Linked DNA regions of Mus musculus: region 2 is linked to region 1. A link is a loop called in an ENCODE intact Hi-C map of the cell type or tissue named here. Cell type or tissue: left cerebral cortex. All regions are shown on one strand. Links, peaks and the distances in the headings refer to the core of each region. The heading gives the core; the rest is flanking DNA.

Evidence for each region. Hi-C counts contacts between places; a loop is a spot of excess contacts. Peaks named below come from ENCODE experiments on the same cell type or tissue, not always from the same donor. Only the 100,000 strongest peaks of a DNase experiment are listed, where the experiment ranks them.
Region 2: it touches region 1 in a loop (2.1-fold over the local background); 1 of 42 quality-filtered maps calls a loop at or near these places.

The regions. Positions count from the first base shown.
Region 1 is chr1:54,423,937-54,426,436 of GRCm38, reverse strand. Gtf3c3 (general transcription factor IIIC, polypeptide 3) reads left to right here. Exons shown (of 18, transcript NM_001033194.3): 7 at 2,281-2,428. Among named protein-coding and RNA genes, the nearest start is that of Gtf3c3, 14 kb to the left of the region's middle. In left cerebral cortex, for the core only: no CTCF peak of the experiment used is centred there; no DNase peak of the experiment used is centred there.
Region 2 is chr1:54,497,112-54,501,377 of GRCm38, reverse strand. Pgap1 (post-GPI attachment to proteins 1) reads left to right here. Exons shown (of 27, transcript NM_001163314.2): 20 at 3,751-3,844. Among named protein-coding and RNA genes, the nearest start is that of Gm51623, 20 kb to the left of the region's middle. In left cerebral cortex, for the core only: no CTCF peak of the experiment used is centred there; a DNase peak (open chromatin) is centred at 2,172.

The DNA.
Region 1 (2,500 bases), core at 1-2,500:
CTGTGAATACTGAGAAACAATCTGGTTTCCAAGCCTTTTTAAACTTTGATAAAGTTTTCTGCCCTTATGGAGGTTGTAGTCCTGTGAAGGGGATAGGTAGCAAGCAAGTGACAGCCAGATATTTTATAGATCACATTGATAAGTGATGGAGACAAATTAAACAGGGAAAAGAGATAGATGCACAATGTATGGAGTATGTTATTTTAAAACCAAGTTTAGTGAAGGGCCCAATTCCTTGTCTCCTGGTGGTCCTGTCTGAAGGGAGCTGATACTTAGGAAAGAGGAACCAAGTATGTTCAGGGAACAAGATGGAAGCATTCAGGACAACACAGCAGAGAGCTTTCAGAGGAGCATAGTGATGGCCTTTGTGGTGTGTGGCAAGAACTTTGGCTTTTACTCTGAATAGTTTGGAAGCCACTGAAGGCTTTGAGTAGAAAAGTGACATGATTTAACTTAAAATTTAGGTGCCTCAATTTTAGTTGTTCTTTTGAGCAAAAATTGAAGAGTGAAAATGGCAGAAACAGGAAGTCTAGTTTGAAAATTACTGAAATGATAGTTGGGAGGGAAAAATCATAGCTTGATCAGGGAAAAAATAGCTAGTAAAAAGTAATCTATTCTCTGTAACTTAAAGTTCATCTAAAGATTGATGTACTGATGTGAGGACTATGTGTGTGTACACACGTGTGTGCCCAGGCTTGTGTATGTGCTCAGCTAATCGGGAAGAAAGGAAGAGAGGATGGTGAAAGAAGCTCTAAGGAAGGGCTGACTCCCAAGGTACCCCAGCATTTAAACACCAGGCAAAAGAGAGGAGAGAACCAGGAGATGGAAATGTCCAGTGCAGGGACAAAATGAAGAGCACGATATTCTAGACTTCCTGAAGAAAGCACTTGAGTGAGGCAGGGTAGTTGTCTCTGTGAAGCAATGCAGACACCAGTCCCATGGCCCAGAAGCTGAGAGTTGGTGATGAGGATTAGCTACCTGGAGATCTTTCTCGGCCAAGTGGTAATGGTAGCAATCATGGACCAGGCCAGATGCTTCTTGCTGCTTAGTCCCTAATCTAAAGAATTCAAAATAATGTTCTACATAGTAGCAAGGAAACTTTATTCAAAAGTGAAAAAGTAATAATAACAATGAATAATAATAATACAGATCAGAAAGAAGCTGCAGGCCACACAGGCGAGAAAGTATTCAAGTGCCCCTGTTAATTCCTTTTGGGAGTCAAGGGAAGGAGTTTGGTTGCTAAAGGCCATAGTATGGGCAGCTCTCTATTTTGACTGGTAGATTAAGTCATGTGTTTGCTTTCTTACTGTGCATAATGCATAATCCCTTCTCATAATGTATCTGATTTTAATCATATGGACATTCAATTACACATAAGGCTAAGATGGGAAATCGGGGACTTTCTCTAAAATGTCCTTAGGGACACATGTGTCCAGTTGAACACAGAAGGTATATGTATGCAGGGAGGGCTTGGGACCTAAGCCATTCATAACAGTTGGTTAAGTGGTTTCCTTGTTCATAAAGGTTACTGTGAATACTGAGAAACTATCTGGTTTCCAAGCCTTTTTAAACTTTGATAAATGTGGAAGCCTAGCCTGTCACATGCCAGGCACCATCCAGTCAGTGTAACAGTCTGCACCAGTGTACATCTTTCCTGCTGCAAAGGAGGAGAACTCAGCATCTGTAACCAGTGACCATTCATAGTTCTTAGTTTTTTTCTTTTAGCAACACTGAGGACTAGTCCTAGAGATGATGAAGTGAGCAGGGAGATGGATCAGGTCGTCATGAAGACCTTCCACTTCTGTTTACTGGAGAGGTAGGGTCAGGGGTTAGAGTTAGTTGATGGAGGATGTGCATGTATGCTAATTTACTTTCTGGTGTTGACTGAACACTACACAGCCTGCTGAAAGAATGCAGTTCTGTTCTTGGGGCTAACTTCTTTTCCTCAAATACCCTTTCAACAAAATAAGGTAAGTCTTATTCCTAATTGTGAGTGTATATTTCTGAACTTAAGGATTAGTAGTACTAAACTTGGAATGGACTCAGGTGAAGTGACAGTGTTACTGTTGCCATATTTACTGTAGGAACCTTCTCTGCTGGCATCAACCCTTTCTCTTGATAGCACCTGGTGCCAGCCTATCACAAACAAGCTTGAAAATTATAAGTATAGTATGGTCTATGTTTTAGAATTCAGAGAATTTAGAATTGTTAGAGGGCTAAGCAAGACAGTGAGTTTTATATCAGCATTAGCTGTGCACTCACCTTCCACTCCCTTCTTAGGAGTTACTATGAAGCCAATGACAGCGCTTCAGCTATAAACATAATTGAAGAAGCTTTCTCAAAACATCAAGGCTTAGTCTCCATGGAAGATGTTAACATAGCAGCTGAATTATATATTTCCAACAAGCAGTATGACAAAGCTTTGGAGGTAGGAATGTTCGTGTGTGGTTGTCTTAGATATAAACCTGTGCTTGTCTTCCAGAAATGCTTAGAAATTAGC
Region 2 (4,266 bases), core at 928-3,427, 74 kb before region 1:
ATATCTCCTCCTCTCCCAGAATGTCTAAGTAGCAAATATTTCAACAGTAAGAAGTAGAACCCCAATATCTCTTCCACCGCAATGACTGACAGGGCCAGTCTTATACAGTCCTGGTGCAGTAACCACGGCCGGGGGTTCATGATTGCAATTGTTGGGTGATGTCTGGAGGATGGCATTTCACCCCCAACTTCACCCTGCCTTCCAGCTCTACATTCTTTCTCCTCCCACTTCTATAATGTTCCCTGAGCCCTTTAAGGGGTGACATAAATGGTTTATTTAAGACTGGATCCTCAACTGTATTTTAGTATCTTAGGCATTATAAATCTCTGTCTTCACCACTATTCACTGCAAAGAGATGACCCATCCAGCAGGTCCAGTTATTCGAGGGTCTCTAGGGGACCTTCTCCTAAGAACCAAATTGGGGGGTAGAGAGAGACGAGAACCTTGTGCGAATAATGACACGGAAACGTTCTGAGTTGCATCAAGGCCCCAATGTATTAGCCAGGCCCAAGGTTTAAATGCACAAGCAAAAGGGGAAGTGCCTTTCAGCAGCAAGGATGGGGCTGTAGAATTGCACAAGCAAAAGGGGAAGTACAGGTACTTATCAGTGGGAGGGGTGGGGCAATAGAATTGCACATTTTTTAGGCAGTTACACGAGGAAGCAGGAACTTGGCGGTATCAGGGTACATCTTGAGGTCAGGACATCCAGCGCTGACTTAGGGCTGGAACAATCTGTGGTTGTTCTCGGAGCGGTGCGTTGGTGGCCCACTTTTAACCCTCTTTTCTTCTGGGGGGGGGGGAGGCCCAATTCAGAGATCAGGACAATTTTGTTATCTTAATGGCCCCCAACAAAGAGAGACTTTCTGACTAAAGCTAGAAATGGCTTCTGCCTTTGGTATAAAACTAGAGATTTACTAGGCAGTTTGATACTATGTCAATTTCATTCAACAGTAGAAAGTTCTCCCTTCGGGCCTCTGGCCTTCCCAGGCATGGATTGTCTATTGCTTTTGCAGTACCAGGCATAGGTTAATTCCCTTCTGGAAAGTGAGTCTCCAATCCAGTCAGAGGGCAAATGGCTGAGCCAACAACCTCCTTCTGTTGCTGAGATGGGCACATCTTGCCAGGTGGACTGAATTGGAGTTAGTAGACTTTACAGCTTGAAAAGACTGTTGGTGCTTTTTCTTTGGACCACTAGCATCACACCTGGTACTGGAAAGTCAGCCAGCTGAGAGAAGTTTCCTGCTCAGTTCCAGCCTGCCATCTTAGTGTCTTACAAGCAAGATGTATCTTCAGCAATAGGATTTATTCTCTGGTTCTAGTGGGCAACTAAGAGAACTGATATGAGACTTTTATTTGGGGGTCCTCTGGGACCTCCCTTACAGCAGCTCCTATGGAGATACACATCCCATACCCAGCACTGGGCACTTTGTTTAGTGACACAGTCCTTCTAGAAGCAGCATTGTCTGTCTATGCAATGTGTCTCCTTTCAGTATATTTGTGTATGCATGTGCACATGTATACTTGCATATGTGTGTGCAAGTGCATATGTGTGGGTATGTGCACATAAACGTGTGCATGTGTATGTGTGTGTGTGGGTATGTGTATATGTTAATTGGGTTTACATGATAGTAAGTTCTATTTGTCTGTTTCATTCTGGTTAATCCCCCCACCCTCTCTTCCATCAGATCCCCCTACCCCAGTCCCTACTTAAACTTTCCCACCCTAGAATTCTTTCTACTTTCCTCTTTACCTGTGTTCTGTCCCTCTTCCTTTATGGCCTCATGCCTACCAATGCCCCTAGTTTTGTATACATACACACAGTTCTGCTACAATGAAAGAAAATAATTGGGGAAGATAAGTGTAGCTATTTGATTTTTCAGCCTTTGAATAGATTATTTTTTCATTAAATTATTTTTTCTGAAAAAGAAAAGATGAACTCTTCTTTAGATTATTCCCCTAAAAGAGGATAAACAGTAAACTGTGGTCATTGTCTTGAGAGAATGCCATAGTGTTGCCTAATCTTTACGGTTTAAGGGAAACTGAAATCTGGATTTAAAGATTTCAGTTTTTCACTGTTGACATCTACTCAGATTGTTAGCAAATACTATGCCATGTACTGAGCCAAATGTAGCACGCCTACACTTAACTGACAGAAGCCCGGTTTCCGATTGCTAATTTAGCACCTTATGGACCAGCTGTAGTCACGGCCTGGTATAACACACTTCTAACAATGGCCCTTTCTCGTTACAAGAAATCTCGTGTTTGGAATACACTGTAGGACCATATCCAGGGTTCTGGAACAGTTAAGGATGTTCATGACTGATAGCGGCGACCACTCTCAATTGCTTGCTGTGTGTCAGTTACCATTTCAAGTGGGAGCGTGATGCCAGTGCACTTAGTGAAATGCTGTCCATTGTTCTCCTGATTGAGGTATAGAGAGAAAGAGGATGCCTTGTACAAGGACATACAGCTCAGTGAGAGCTAAAGCCACACATAGCCCTGAACGCACCAGGCTGCTCAACTTCACTGCTGTAGTCTACAGTGTGAGGTTCAAGTGACTCTCCTGCCTCAGCCCCCTAAGTAGCTGCATGCAAGCATTCCTTCCATTCTGTGTAACTAGAGGGTTCTTTACATTCTCCTAGTACTCAAGCAAGCAGTCTCTGCTCCTAAATCTCATTGTCTGCTCAGCATGGGGGTGAGAACTCCCTCATTGTCTGCTCAGTTGGGGGTGAGAACTCCCTCAGAGGACTTGGAGAGATGAGCTGATGCTTCTAATACGCTTCTCAAACAGCAAACTCTCAGCTTGCTTTACTAGGAAAATGAGGGGGATGCTGGGCTTTTGGAAGTTTTACACACTGTTTTGTGTTAGGCTTCAACTGCCATATGCTCTATCCAGGTATTAGACAGTTTATGTTTTAAGCAGACTCCATAGAATGGAGAAAAACTTTAAAGTAATCTAATGCTAATATTGAGAGACATACTTAATGTATATATCGGAATATCATGATTGAACCTATGCTTTTATTTAATTACTGCATGCCAATGGAACAGTTGACTTAGCATCACTTTGAATACAGTGTGCTTTATACAGATTATGCCATCCTGAAGCACTGGCACGCAGGGCCGTGAGCTTAGGCTGAGTTTAAGTTCAGGTTTCACAGGATTTCCAATTTAGTGAAGGTTAATAATTACAGCGAAGGATTTGTGATGGCTTGTCTAGTGAGAGTTATCATTCCAGCTGCTTTAAGCAGTGATGTGCTTTATCTTATACCCACCTATAAGCATTAGCACTGTCCCCATTTTATTAATCAGCACAGAGATGAGGTAAGCTAACCATGAACATTTATACTACTACAACATATGGACTCTCCATACCTGAATTCTTCTGTCCTTAAAATAGGGATGAAACCCTATTCAAGGTGTTGTTTTTGCTAAGAGCACAATGAGATAATGCATATAAGATGCCGGGCATCATGAGTGAACACTGGGTGCTCAATAAGGATGCTTTGAAAATACCTTATAGCATGGGCGCTCAGTTATGCCTTGGTGAAAAACTCAGATTTTTCTATGATGCTCTACATCAATAATAAATATTACTCAGGGTTGTGATGTTCCTTACTAGAAATGTGTGTGCAGCCATGTCAAGAAAAATGCAAAGTGAAAAATAACCCTTTTTATTTTGTGTGAAAATACGCTTGTTTCATCAGCACGGATATTCCACAGTTGATGTCTGATTTGCCTATCTTCTAGGTAGTTAGGTTTCATGGTGGAGCCCTTCCTGCCTACGTTGTATCTAGCATCCTTCTTGCGTATGGAGGACAGTTATACTCACTCCTCTCAACAGGTAAAAATGCTCATGCCTTAAAAGTTAACGCTGTTTTAAATCTTACAGTAGAGACAATTAGTTTCATGTCATTTTCCCTTGCTGATTTTGTTTGGTTTTGTTTTGTCAGTACTAGAGAGCAAAGCTAGTGCCCGGTGTGGTCATATTTATTGAAGCTATGATGAATTAAAAGGCATAATAAGGAAGTTCTTAGAATTAACTACCACCTTGGAAATGCCAGAATAGCGTGTGATTTTGTGGCCAGTCTTCTCTGTCTCTTTTCAGTTCCTTCAGTACTTTGGTCTATAAAAGGAACAAAAGTTACTATATACATTAAAAATAACCCATAAGGATGAGGAAAAGGAGAAAGCAAGGGAGATAGGAAAGGAGGTAGGAAGGAAAAAAACAGAAGGAATGGGAGTATCGGGACAGAAGAGAGGGTT